Linked DNA regions of Homo sapiens: region 2 is linked to region 1. A link is a contact called in ENCODE Hi-C data. All regions are on one chromosome and are shown on one strand. The core of a region is the stretch at or near the end of the contact, and the rest is flanking DNA. Distances in the headings are between cores, read along the strand shown. Region 1 overlaps MYO18B (myosin XVIIIB). Region 2 overlaps SEZ6L (seizure related 6 homolog like).

Region 1 (6,979 bases), core at 1,273-3,772:
GAAAGAAAATAAAAAAAGAAAATTAGCCCTTTGATGGAGCACTCAATCCCTAAAATCAGTCAGGGGAACCTGTTACCAAAAGTCTAACCAGCTTCTTGCTTCATGGTGGCCGGGAAACACTAGGTTGGAAATGGCAAATACTTGGCACAGGTTCCATCCCTAGCCATTCCTATACCCGTGCCAGACATTGCTAGTCAATCACAGCATGCTGTCTTGTTCAGCCCAGGCACAGCTCAGAATGTTTCTCAATACAACACTCTGGGCAGCCCCCAACTACAGATCAGTTGGTGCTGGCAGGTGAAAGAAACATTATTGGCCATCCTGGCACTCAGCCACGAGGCCCATCTGTGAGGTCCAGCATCTCATCAGCCTGTAGGAGTGGCCTGATGACTCACCGGGTGGCCAGGAGTGTGTGGCCAGCCTAGGTCAGTGGAGCAACCATGATACAGAGAGGGGAGAGCCAATGGGCTGGAGGAGCTGAGATTTTTTTTTTCTAATTTCTCATAGAAACACCCACTGCATGATTTAGCAATGGAGGCTGGCAGGGTGGGGTGAGGCTACTGGCTGGTCAGCCACTGATATGCAAAGCATTTGAAGATTTTAATCTGCCTGGGACTGAATCTGAGTCAACCGGGGACATAGCTGCTGCCAAGGACATGGTAATAACGTCAGAAATGGCTCACAGGCCTACGGAGCATCTAGTACTCAAACCGCTCCGTGAAGTGGGTGAGAAAAACTGCATCCCCATTTGACAGACAGAGGAGTTGGTGACCTGAGAGGTTTGACAACAGGCATAGTGAGGCCCACTCTTAGATCTAAGACTTCCAGGGCTGCTGTGGACCCATGGAAATGCAGGAAGCCTGCTGTGTGTACCCTCATCAACCCTTTGCAGAGTGAAATGTCCACTTCTGCGGCAGAAGGCAGGTTAGAGAAGTCCCAGGAGACTGAGCATTGTTCTGAAGAAACTAGGAGCCATGTCCCCTGAGAAAAGGCTGAAGGTGACAGATGAGAAAACTGGGGGCGGATTCCATCATTTCAGTTGGAAAAGGGGTTAACCTCGTTGTCTGTTGTTCCAGAGAGTGGAACTGAGGCCACTGTGTGACTGTCCTGGGGAGGTAGCTCTCTGAGAAGGAAGAAAAAGCATCAGACTTTACTCATTGGGACATGAGGACCTTAGTTCTGCTATTGTCGCTGTAGGACCTCGAGAAAGTCACTTCCCTTCCCTGGTCTATGGATGCCAGGATATAGGAGAAGTAGGTTTTGTGGCTTCTGAGGGCCTTTCGGAGCTCTGGTTCCAAGGAAGAAACACAATTAGAGCAGACTCCAAATGTCCTATGTATTAGTGACCTCCCTGTCAATGGACATGACCAAGAGGGAACTCATTGACTGTCTATCCTGGAAATTCCTTGTGAAGTGAGCTGGGTCTCTGGGGTTTCTCCATGTGTAAAGGCCCCAGGTTCTGATGCTGAGGGGCATTTCTGGCAGCCTTCACACCTGCTGCTCCCTGCCCGCCATTCTTCTTCATCTCACCACCCCATCTGCTTTTCTCTTCCTTCCTCCCTCCCTCTTCAACATTTCATTTTCCCTCCATCAACCTTCCTGCCCTTGCTTCTCACTCATCCCTCTCCCTTTCTCACCTTCATGTGTATTGTTGTGAGCACGGTCTGAATCCCTGGCTATAGCTGGCTGTGAGCCACCCTTGCCCTGATTAGGGAGAGGATCTGTGTGCTGGGCAAAGTCCCTTTTCATTATTGCCTGGCTCTTTGGCCATCAAACTCCAGGCTTGGGTGAAGTAGGCTGGACTTTGTATGGAATCATGAGTCTCTTTTGTCCATTTAGCCTGTGGATGGCAATAGATAGCACTTATGCCCCATTCCCTCTTTCCACGCCCAGGGCAGACATTAATAAACAATCAGAGCACCCTTCTTCCACTCAGCCCAGATAAAAGCTCACAGTCCTTCCCATGTAACCCACGAGGCAGCCACTATCCGTCTATCAGGATTGATATGTGAATTAAAACCTACTTCCCTACTGACTGTATCAGTCAAGGGCCCACTAGAAAACAGCACCCTCAACTGGTATCCTGGAGAGCCTTTTTAATGAAAGAACTCTCCCAAGAAATGTGTGCAGGGTTAGGGGAACCAACAAAGCATGTTGAAGCCCTCAGAGATAAGCAGTGGTGGGAATACCTTACTAGCCTTGGGGCTGTATGGGACAAGGGAGAGGAGGGGTGATTTAGGAACACAGAGATAGCTGGAGTTGGTGGACAGGGACCACTTGAAGGGTGTTGTGGTTGTAGATGGAGAAACACAGCATTTCTAAAATTAGGGCCTGATACAGAGAGAGGTGGGTAGAGTGGGAACTAAATACCTTGACCACTAGTTCCTCTCATATGCAGGTCCTCCCAGAGCCTTCCATTGGCCAAACGAGGGGAAGCCAGAGAGCAAGAGAGCCTGGGGGTAGGGAGCACAATGCCTAGTGGTCAGCTCCTGGGGCACACAGCAGTGTGGCCTGAAGGTGGCCCTTGGAGAGGGCATGCCACGTGGATGTCAGGGCGGTCGTCTTGTTCCCCATTACTCAATCCTCTCCTGGGACGTTCTTTTCCTTCTTGGGGTGAGGCAGCTGTAAAGTCAGGGCTATAGTAGGGTGCAGAGGGCTCACTCCAGTGGGGCCATTTGAGGAGTTTAGGAAAAAAACTGTTTACCAAAGTAGGGGCAGGATGCAATGGTAGCATTAAGGTTAACAGTCAGCAAATGACAGCCCACGGCCAGATCCAACTCTCTGCCTGGTTTTAAAAATAAAGTCAAATTGAAACAGCCATGCCCATTCATTTACGTACTAAGTATGGCTGCTTGTGAGCCGCAAGGGTGGAGCTGAGTCATTGTAACAGAGAACCTACAGGCCTCAAAGCTCAGAAGATTTCCTATCTGGCGCTTTACAGAAAATATTTGCTGCCGCCTCCTTTAAGGGATGCTGCAGCACTTTGAGGATAGCAACAGTGAAGCTGTTACTTTTCTGGGCCTGAACTGTCAGAGGAGGGAGCTGCTGCCGCAACAGGAGAGGGGAGAGAGTGGAGAGAACAGCCTGAAGGCGCCTTTGGGAGAGGGAGGAAGGCAACCATGGTCATCCAGGAGGGAGAGTGAGTGAAGACACAGATGCCCTCTGATCTCCTACTAGTGGATGATTCCCATTAGCTTAACCCACCTGGAAGATGGAAAGTGAGGGAGTCCATTGGAAGAGTCCACAGGGTCAGCAGCCAGACATAGAGCAAAGTAGAAGAGATGGAGGGGGAATCTGAAGATGGTGTCTTCAGTTCTCCAGCATCCTTTTTTTCCCTCGCTGTCTGGCCTCCGATATGACCATCACAGAAACCAGGTGTCAGGCAGTCAGATCATTCCTGCTGAGCATCTAAGCTCCATGCTGGTGTTCTCACTGGCCAACCCCTCTGCCTGCCTCCAGGAACCTTGTGGAACAGCTGAGGAATTACATGCTTACACTCACCAACCAGACTATGGGCAAGACAGAATTCTAAATGAAGATCCAATTAATAAAGAACCAAATAGTGACCTAAGCCTTGTGGCCAGTGGAGGGGAGGGCAGGTGACAGCGGGTGTTTGGGTGGAGGCTGCAGGAGGCTGTCATAGAATCCTGCAGGGTGACATTGGCTGGCACCCTCAGGCATGGTGTCATGGAGGAAGGTGTCCCCACAGGCACGTGAAGGATGGCGGAGTCAGAGCCAGGAAGGGGAAGGAAACAGCTTTTATTGAGAAGCTGCTGTGTGCCAGGCACACGTGGCAGTCCATGCTGGGAGGCCAGTGTGCTAAAGTGGCTGTGAGCTCAGCCTCTAAAGTCAGACCATCTGGTCCACGAATCAGCCCCACCACCTCCTGGCTGGGTGCAAGACACATCCCCTCCCTCTGCCTGAGTGTCCTGAGATAAGAGTTACTCAGAGAATCCACCTCTTCGGATGGAAAGAGTAAATGATGTGATCTACTTAAGTCCTCAGTATTGAGTAATGCAGAAATCCTAGTGGTACCATTATCCATAGCCCTGATTTTGTCGTGTCCCCTCCTGCTAGGGAGGAAGGACAGAAATCTCAGAGTGGAACAGAAAAAATACAGGGATTTAGGCACTTAGGTTATCTTTACCTCCTCCTGTGTGACCTTGATCCAATTTGTTAACCTTTCTGATCCCAACTACCACACGCCCTGTGCTGTGACTAACACCAAACAGATGCTAAGTAAATACCAGTGCCCCCTGCACACTCTGCCCTACCCCTGAATGTACCTACTTGAGCCAGCTTCCTAGGCTTCCACAGCTTGCCACCACGACATAGGGCACGTCTGAGGCTTGGCCTGGCACCCACAGATTGGTCCTCTCTTATCATCACTGATGTGGAGCTTTGATGGGAAGCTGAGCATGTGTGGGAGGAGTCAGGCACACCTTGGGGTAAGTCTCACCTTGGCTTTCTTGCTGGGGGACCTCAGACAAGTGTCTCGACCTCTCTGAGTCTGTCTGTTCTGTGGGAGTGATGCCAACCATGTGGTCCTATTGTGGGAATGAAATGTGATCATGGATTTTAATATAATGAAATTCCAGGTCCAGTAGGAATATAAGGGTCATGGGGGAGTTTAGGAGTAAGGATCTATATCGGTGCTTGGCACACGGTTGGTTCTCCCTAAATGTTCTGTGAATTGTCTTGTGCTGGGTGCTGGGCTGGGGTCTTCAGTCCGGTTTTAACCGTGGAGTAAAGGGAAAGTGAAAATCTGATTGAGAGAGGTTACCAGGGATCCAGCACATGCTTGTTATGTGGGTGTCCTCTCACTGCACGGCTAGGAAAACTGAGGCTCAGAGAGCTCCCTGGGGTGTCAAAGGATGTGAACTCAGGCCATGATAAACATGCTTTCCCATTATGTGTGGATGCAGACAGCACAGGGGGACATCAGAAATCTCTGCCCACAGACTTGCTGCTCTGTCCCTTCTCAGGCTCATTTCTAACTGTTCATTCATTCACCTACTTATTCATTTGACAAATATTTAACTTTTATTTTAATTAATTTTTTTTTTTTTTTTTGAGACGGAGTCTCGCTCTGTCGCCCAGGCTGGAGTGCAGTGGCGGGATCTCGGCTCACTGCAAGCTCCGCCTCCCGGGTTCACGCCATTCTCCTGCCTCAGCCTCCCAAGTAGCTGGGACTACAGGCGCCCGCCACTACGCCCGGCTAATTTTTTGTATTTTTAGTAGAGACGGGGTTTCACCGTTTTAGCCGGGATGGTCTCGATCTCCTGACCTCGTGATCCGCCCGCCTCGGCCTCACAAAGTGCTGGGATTACAGGCGTGAGCCACCGCGCCCGGCCTTTAATTAATTTTTTAAGAGACAGAGTCTATTACTGCCACTTGGACTGGAGAGCAGTGGCGTGATCACAGCTCACTGTAGCCTTGAACTCCTGGGCTCAAGTGATCCTTCTGCCTCAGCCTCCTGCATAGCTGCAAGCCACAGCTATGCAGCTGCCACTACACCTGGCTAATTAAAAAAAAATTTTTTTAGACATGGGGTTGAGAGGTGACAACATGCTAGCAGCCCTTGCTCGCTCTCGGTGCCTCCTCCGCCTCGGCGTCCACTCTGGCCATGCTTGAGGAGCCCCTCTCTAGGCTGGCCGAGGCCGGAGCCGGCTCCCTCTGCTTGCCGGGAGGTGTGGAGGGAGGGACGCAGGCGGGAACCGGGGCCAGTGCGAGTTCCGGGTGGTCGGAGGCTCCGTACTCGGAGCGGCCGGCTCGCGCCGCTAGCCCCGGACAGTGAGGCGCTTAGCACCCAGGCCAGCAGCTGCGGAGGGTGCGCTGGGTCCCCCAGCACTGCTGGCCCGCCCGCGCTGCGCTCGAATTCTCACCGTGCCTCAGCCGCCTCCCCGCGGGGCAGGGCTCAGGACCTGCAGCCTGCCATACCCGAGCCCCCCACCACTGGTTAGGATCGCGCGCGGCCAGAGCCTCCACGGCACCGCGTCCCATGGACTGCCCAAGCGCTGATCAGTGCGGGAAGCTCAGCCCGTGGCCCCAGCGCAAGATCCACAAGGCGACCCCAGCTGGCCTCCCGGTCGGCAGGGGCGGGTGTGGGGGGGGCGGGGGTTGCTGGATTGGAGAACTTTCATGTCTAGCTAAAGGACTGTAAACGCACCAATCAGCAGTCTGGCACTCTGTGTCTAGCTAAGGATTTGTAAACGCACCAATCAGCACCCTGTCAAAACAGACCAGTCAGCTCTCTGTAAAACGGACCAGTCAGCTCTTTGTAAAACGGACCAATCAGCTCTCTGTAAAATGGTCCAATCGGCAGGATGTGGGTGGGGTCAGATAAGGGAATGAAAGCAGGCTGCCAGCACCAGCACTGGTAACCCGCCCGGGTCTCCTTCCGCGTTGTGGGGTGGTTGTGTTTTCGCTCTTTGCAATAATTCTTGCTGCTGGTCGATTGTTGGGTCTACGCTGCGTGTGTGAGCTGTAACACTCACCGCAAAAGTCTGTAGCTTCACTCCTGCAGCAGGCGAGACCACGAACCCATCAGGAGGAACGACCAACTCCAGACGCGGTGCCTTTAAGAGCTGTAACATTCACCGCGAAGGCCTGCAGCTTTACTCCTGAAGTCAGTGAGACCGCGAACCCATGAGAAGGAAGAAACTCCAGACCCGTCCGAAAGTCAGAAGGAACAAACTCTGGATATACCGTCTTTAAGAACTGTTAACACTCACTGCGAGGGTCCACGGCTTTATTCTTGAAGTTAGCGAGACCAAGAACCCGCCAATTCCAGACACAGGGTCTTTATGTTGCCCAGGCTCTTTTGGAACTATTGGCTTTTAAGTGATGCTCCTGTCTTGGCTTCTGGAAGTGCTGGTGTTTCAGGTGTGATCTGCTGTGCCTGAACTAACAAATGTTGATTGAAAGCTAAGTATGTGCTAGGCACTAAGGACTACAGTAAGTGAAGAGAACGCGTTGA
Region 2 (6,375 bases), core at 2,384-4,883, 550 kb after region 1:
CAGCAATCCCATTACTGGGTCCCATTACATATATACCCAAAGGAATATAAATCATTCTGTTACAAAGATACATGCATGCACATGTTCATTGCTGCACTATTCACAATAGCAAAGACGTGGAATCAACCTAATGCCCATCAATGATAGACTGGATAAAGAAAATGTGGTACATGTACACCATGGAATACTATGCAGCCATAAAGACAAACAAAATCATGTCCTTTGCAGGGACATAGATGGAGCTGGAAGACATTATCCCTAGCAAACTAAGGCAGGAACAGAAAACCAAACACCACATGTTCTCACTTATAAGTGGGAGTTGAACAATGAGAACACATGGACACAGGGAGGGGAGTAACACACACTGGGGCCTGTTGCGGGGTGGAGTTGGGGGAGGGGAGAGCATTAGGAAAAATAGGTAATGCATGCTGGGCTTAATACCTAGCGTGGGTTGATAGGTGCAGCAAACCACCATGGCACATGTTTACCTACATAACAAACCTGCACATCCTGCACATAGGCCCCAGAACTTAAAATTAAAATTTAAATTTAAAAAAACTCTCCTCCCCCATCCCCCAAGCCCAGCCAGAGCACACAGCTTAGAAAAGAGAGTGTGGCCTGGTGTCCATCCCCACTCATCCTCTTAGCTGCATGTCTTTGTACAGGGAACAATCTGCCCAACTGTACATGGCATGCCTGTCCTGCAGACGGGGTTAGGGCCCGTCCTCTCTGCTCTCTTAGCACACAAGCTTTTCTCTTTCCAAGCATTCATCATATCAAATATGATTGTGTCTACTTTCCCATCCCCCTTCCCAGTACATATACAACCAGGCAGTGAGGCCCCTGTGCTTTTTGTTTCTATACTCCTAATGCTTAGCTCAGTCCTGGCATGATCAAGCCCAAGTCTTCAGGAAAAGGAAGGAAGGAAGGAAGGAAGGAAGGAAGGAAGGAAGGAAGGAAGGAAGGAAGGAAGGATGGATGGAAGGAAAGAAGGAAGGAAATGAAGGAAGAAAATGAAGGAGGAAGGAAGAAAGAAAAAAATGGAAGGGGAAAGGAAGGAGGGAGGGAGGAAAGAAAGAAAGAAAGGAAGGAAGGAAGGAAGGAGGAAGGAAAGAAGGAAGGAGGGAGGGTGGGAGGAAAAGAAGGAAGAAAAGAGAAAGAGGGAGAGAGGGAAGGAGGAGAAAAAAGAAAGGAAGGGAGGGAGGGAGAAAGGAGAAGTTGGTTTAGAGGCCAGCCGGACGAGCTTTGGGCACCGCCCTTAGGAGGGCCACCCTCAGAGTCTGACAGCAGGTGAAGGTCCTAAATCTCCCCAAACTAACTGGTGTCTTTTCTCCTCTTCCAAGATGCTCTTCCCGAGGGAGATGCTAGCCCTTTGGGTCCTTACCTCCTGCCCTCAGGAGCCCCGGAGAGAGGCAGTCCTGGCAAAGAGCACCCTGAAGAGAGAGTGGTAACAGCGCCCCCCAGTTCCTCACAGTCGGCGGAAGTGCTGGGCGAGCTGGTGCTGGATGGGACCGCACCCTCTGCACATCACGACATCCCAGCCCTGTCACCGCTGCTTCCAGAGGAGGCCCGCCCCAAGCACGCCTTGCCCCCCAAGAAGAAACTGCCTTCGCTCAAGCAGGTGAACTCTGCCAGGAAGCAGCTGAGGCCCAAGGCCACCTCCGCAGCCACTGTCCAAAGGGCAGGGTCCCAGCCAGCGTCCCAGGGCCTAGATCTCCTCTCCTCCTCCACGGAGAAGCCTGGCCCACCGGGGGACCCGGACCCCATCGTGGCCTCCGAGGAGGCATCAGAAGTGCCCCTTTGGCTGGACCGAAAGGAGAGTGCGGTCCCTACAACACCCGCACCCCTGCAAATCTCCCCCTTCACTTCGCAGCCCTATGTGGCCCACACACTCCCCCAGAGGCCAGAACCCGGGGAGCCTGGGCCTGACATGGCCCAGGAGGCCCCCCAGGAGGACACCAGCCCCATGGCCCTGATGGACAAAGGTGAGAATGAGCTGACTGGGTCAGCCTCAGAGGAGAGCCAGGAGACCACTACCTCCACCATTATCACCACCACGGTCATCACCACCGAGCAGGCACCAGGTATGCAGCCCCCAACTCCTGAAGCCATCCTGAAACAGCCATGAGGCACTCACTATGTTCAGGGCATGTGGGTAGAGGAATCTCAAGAAGCCCCGGCCCCACCATCAGTTACCGTCCATTGAGCACTGACTATGAGCTTCGCCCTGTGGCTCAGAATTAATAGCCTCATTTCATTTGTTTGTTGTTTTGGGGGGTTGTTTTAGCAAAGGGGTCTTGATCTTTCGCCCAGGCTGGAGTGCCATGGCACGATCATAGCTCACTGCAGCCTCAAACTCCTGTGCTCAAGTGATCCTCTTGCCTCAGCCTCTTGAGTAGCTGGGACTACAAGCATGCACTATGATGTCCAGCTAATTTTTTTGTTTTTTGTAGAAAGGGGGTCTTGCTTATTGTCCAGGCTGGGGAACTCCTGGGCTCAAGCAATCCTCCCACCTCAGCCTCCCAAAGCACTGGGATTACAGGCATGAGCCAGGACACTCAGCCAACATCCCCATTTTAAAGATGAGACAACTGAAACCCTGAGACCCCCAAGCAACCTGCCAAAGGTCACACAGCTAATGAGCAAGATTCAAAACCTTTTCATCTTGGAACGGAATTCTTCATTTAACCTGCTTCAAAGCCACTAGCCTTTTCAAAGCACATTTGCTTTTAGCATTACATGTATTTTCTAGACTTGATAAAATGCTCTTCTGTGTTCCAGTCTTCTCTACCATCTTTAAAATGGGAGAAGGACCCCCAATTGTCAAGCATACATGGATTTTGGACAAGTGCAATGTGGCCACCCTTCAAAGCACGTGAGCTCTGGGTCCAAATCCTGCTTGCTGTTTGAGCTCGGCCCCTCTCTGAGCTTTTGTTTACTTCCCTCTAAACTGGGGATGAAATATTATCAGTCCCTATGAGAATAAGTGGGGTCACCCCTGTTGACTAGCTAAAATGGTGCCTAGCAGGATATAGTAAGTGATCATTCTGTGTCAATTATTGCTATTTTTATTATCATGTCAATTCTGGAGCTGAGGAATTAACAGCAGAAGGACAGATGGGAACAGCAAAATGCAGGTTCCCCTAAAGCCCCCATTCCACCCCACAGCCCATGGTTGAGCTTACATCCAAGTTGTCTTTGGTGTCCTAATTAAAGTCCTTCCTTCCAGCTCTCTGCAGTGTGAGCTTCTCCAATCCTGAGGGGTACATTGACTCCAGCGACTACCCACTGCTGCCCCTCAACAACTTTCTGGAGTGCACATACAACGTGACAGTCTACACTGGCTATGGGGTGGAGCTCCAGGTAACCCCAGGAGAGTACCTCACAGAGGCTGCCTCGTCTAGCAGGAAGTCTCAGGAGGATTGTCTGAGTCAGGCTTACTGTTATGCTAACTAGTTTGGTTCTGTCTTTGCCCAACCAGGCCAACTTTAGCTGGGTTTTGGCGAATGAGTAGGAGTTCTTAACTCAATGCTTTGCTAAAATAGCTTGTGGGGATAGAGGGAACATGCTGACAAATTCTGAGGTATTTCCCAGAAGGAAAATCCCTTGATACTCTGCTTATCTCACACACACATACACACACGCATGCACGTGCATAAACACACACACACACACACACACACACACACACACACGGAAGCTCCACCTGATTCATTTGATTCTTTCTTGCTTGCTTGCTTCCTTATTTCTCTTTCTCTTTCTTTCTTGCTTGCTTGCTTGCTTCCTGCTTTCTTGCTTCTTTCTCTTTCTCTTTCTTTCTTTCTTTCTTGCTTGCTTGCTTGCTTCCTGCTTTCTTGCTTCTTTCTCTTTCTCTTTCTTTCTTTCTTTCTTTCTTTCTTGCTTGCTTGCTTGCTTTCCTTCATTTTCTGGTTATTAGGACATTTTATTCTTAAACTTTTGCCCATACAGTAAGAAAGGAAAAGCAGGGTGGCATAATGCTCAAACATCTGGGTTTTAAGTCCTACCTCTTCCAGTTAAAACTGCGTGACTTTGAACAAGGAACTTCACCTCTCTGAGCCTCAGTTTCCCGATCAATAAAATAGGAATAATGTTACTGCTTTGTAAAGTTTGGGGGAGCAGTAAATATGACAATGCAGAGATCATTTGGCCACAGCCCAGCAGAGAGAGAGGGAGGAGAGAGAGAGAAATCATTTGGTCAGAGCCCAGCAGAAATCGCGACCATGCAGTGCATGTTATCCATTATCTTCAGTATGCTAATCACCCTGAATGTGTTCCTTTTTCTCATGGGAAATAAAGAGCCATCAAAAGTTTCTGAGCTGGGGCAGGTGTATGACCTTACCTTAGGAAGGTTTTTTGTTTTTGTTTTTGTTTTACTTGTATAAGAGAGACAAAAGGTAAGCCCCTCAGCAGTAGAACCTGTAGTCTTTGCAGTCCCCAGAGCTTTGCACAAGTGTGTGGCACATTGTAGGTCCTTAATAATTGTTCATGGAATTAAAATAAACTGGAGAAAACCTGCAGTCCAGATTATTATAGTGCTTAAGAACCCTTTCCTCCATGTCATGAAGAGTATTGGACCCAGTATGTGTCCAGTACTGTGTGGAGCCTTTTACCAGGCACAGTAGAGTTCATTCATTGAGCAATTAGAATGCACCAGGCAAAGCTGTTGACACAGGAGAATATGTTGATGTAAAAAACTGATGCAATGCCTGCCCTAAAAGAGAAATACGTAGGATGCCATTTAGTAGGGACTCTAATTGGTGTTTTAGAGGTTGTTGTAGAATCGCAGCAAAGGAACAGGCAAACTCCTTGGCAATCAGGGAAGGTCTCATAGAGGAGGGCAATTTTAATGGGGCTTTGGTGAATGAGTAGGAGTTCATCAAAGAGAAAAGAGGATAAGATATAGGGCCTGAAGGAAGAAGAGCTTGTGGGTAAGGCCTGCCCTGTTTAGAGGAGAGGCAGAGAAACTAAAGTTCCAAGCCCTACTCATAAAAGCGTAAGTCTTCAAATTAGGCATTGAGACCTGACTAAATTCTCCCTTACACACACACGCGCACATACCATTTGTTCAGCCTCCCTGCGTACAACTAAAGTATCTCGCTTCTTTCTTCTCAAATCCCACAGAGTGTAAATGGCAAAGCAAGTGTCTGATTCTTTGAGATAGGGGTTGATTGTCCTGCAGTTGTAGCCACCACTGGGGAGAATAAGAGAATGGGCCAGAGAGTGCCCTAGAAATGAGGCCCCCACCCCTCACTTACCAATTTATGCAGAAAATGGAAGAATATATTCAATCTTTTTTAAATATTTTCTGAGCACTTAATATGTGCCAGGTACTATTCTAGGCACTGGAAACATTGAACAGCATGGAGAAATCCCTAACCTTGCAGAGTATACATTCTGGTAGAATGCTTCTCCCGGCTCCCTGGAGATTGGATCTCAAGCACAAGCTGATCCAACTGCTGCCTCCACTCACCAGCTCCAGGATAATCTATCCCACCCACTAGCATCCAGGGCCTGTGCCAAAGGCCCCTCTTACAGGACACAGCAATGGGGGCCTCACATTGCAAGTCCCTTGCAATGCCTCTGCCTTGCAGTTTGGTTTCACTCTATCCCCTTGGCTTTTGGGGAAATTAGGGGGACCTTGATATTCCCAGGGCTCCTGTGGGCTCGGCATGGGGCCCAGGGGTCCCGTTGACCAGGGGCTAGCAGTACCTGGGCCACTTTTCACTGACTTCTTTGCAACCTTAGAAGGCTCTGTCTCAAACACAACTCAGAGTTCCTCTCTGTCTGCTTCTGCCTGTTCCCAGGTGAAGAGTGTGAACCTGTCCGATGGGGAACTGCTCTCCATCCGCGGGGTGGACGGCCCTACCCTGACCGTCCTGGCCAACCAGACACTCCTGGTGGAGGGGCAGGTAATCCGAAGCCCCACCAACACCATCTCCGTCTACTTCCGGACCTTCCAGGACGACGGCCTTGGGACCTTCCAGCTTCACTACCAGGGTAGGGTCAGGCCAAGGCTGATGAAACATAGGCGTTTGCCTCAGTTTCCCTCTGGAGAAAAGGATTTTAAAACTTTTTGTGCCAGGGACCTCTCTGACAGTTTGGTAAAACCTACAAACCCCTTCTCAGAATAATGTTTTTAAAAGTATAAAATAAAATATATACAATTTTAAAGAAAACGGTATTACTGAGCTGCAGTTATCAAAATACTGTTATAATCTATGATGCCTTAATCTATGTGCTTTTTATTAATTCATTAAACAATGTCTTCTAGTAGTTCTTATAATTGCTGACATTTCAAAGTACTAAGGAGCATAAGAAATAGGTTGAGATATCCATTATGATATGAAAAATATC

Evidence for each region. Hi-C counts contacts between places; a loop is a spot of excess contacts on that map. Pooled maps may share reads with other maps.
Region 2: a loop to region 1 is called in a pooled map, with 3 times the contacts of the local background. The contact joins two enhancer-like sites. A Hi-C loop is called at or near these places in 2 of 50 pooled maps.

Annotation. Positions count from the first base shown.
Region 1 is chr22:25,747,133-25,754,111 of GRCh38, forward strand. The region is part of intron 1 of MYO18B (myosin XVIIIB); the gene reads left to right. Among named protein-coding and RNA genes, the nearest start is that of MYO18B, 8.4 kb to the left of the region's middle. RefSeq lists enhancers at 330-624, 2,978-3,027. Within about 2 kb of position 2,523, at least 4 of the 41 ENCODE cell types and tissues checked have a DNase peak (open chromatin) inside an H3K27ac peak, as active enhancers do.
Region 2 is chr22:26,291,063-26,297,437 of GRCh38, forward strand. It overlaps SEZ6L (seizure related 6 homolog like), which reads left to right. Exons shown (of 17, transcript NM_021115.5): 2 at 1,344-2,084; 3 at 3,230-3,363; 4 at 5,826-6,018. Among named protein-coding and RNA genes, the nearest start is that of SEZ6L-AS1, 48 kb to the left of the region's middle. Within about 2 kb of position 3,634, at least 3 of the 41 ENCODE cell types and tissues checked have a DNase peak (open chromatin) inside an H3K27ac peak, as active enhancers do.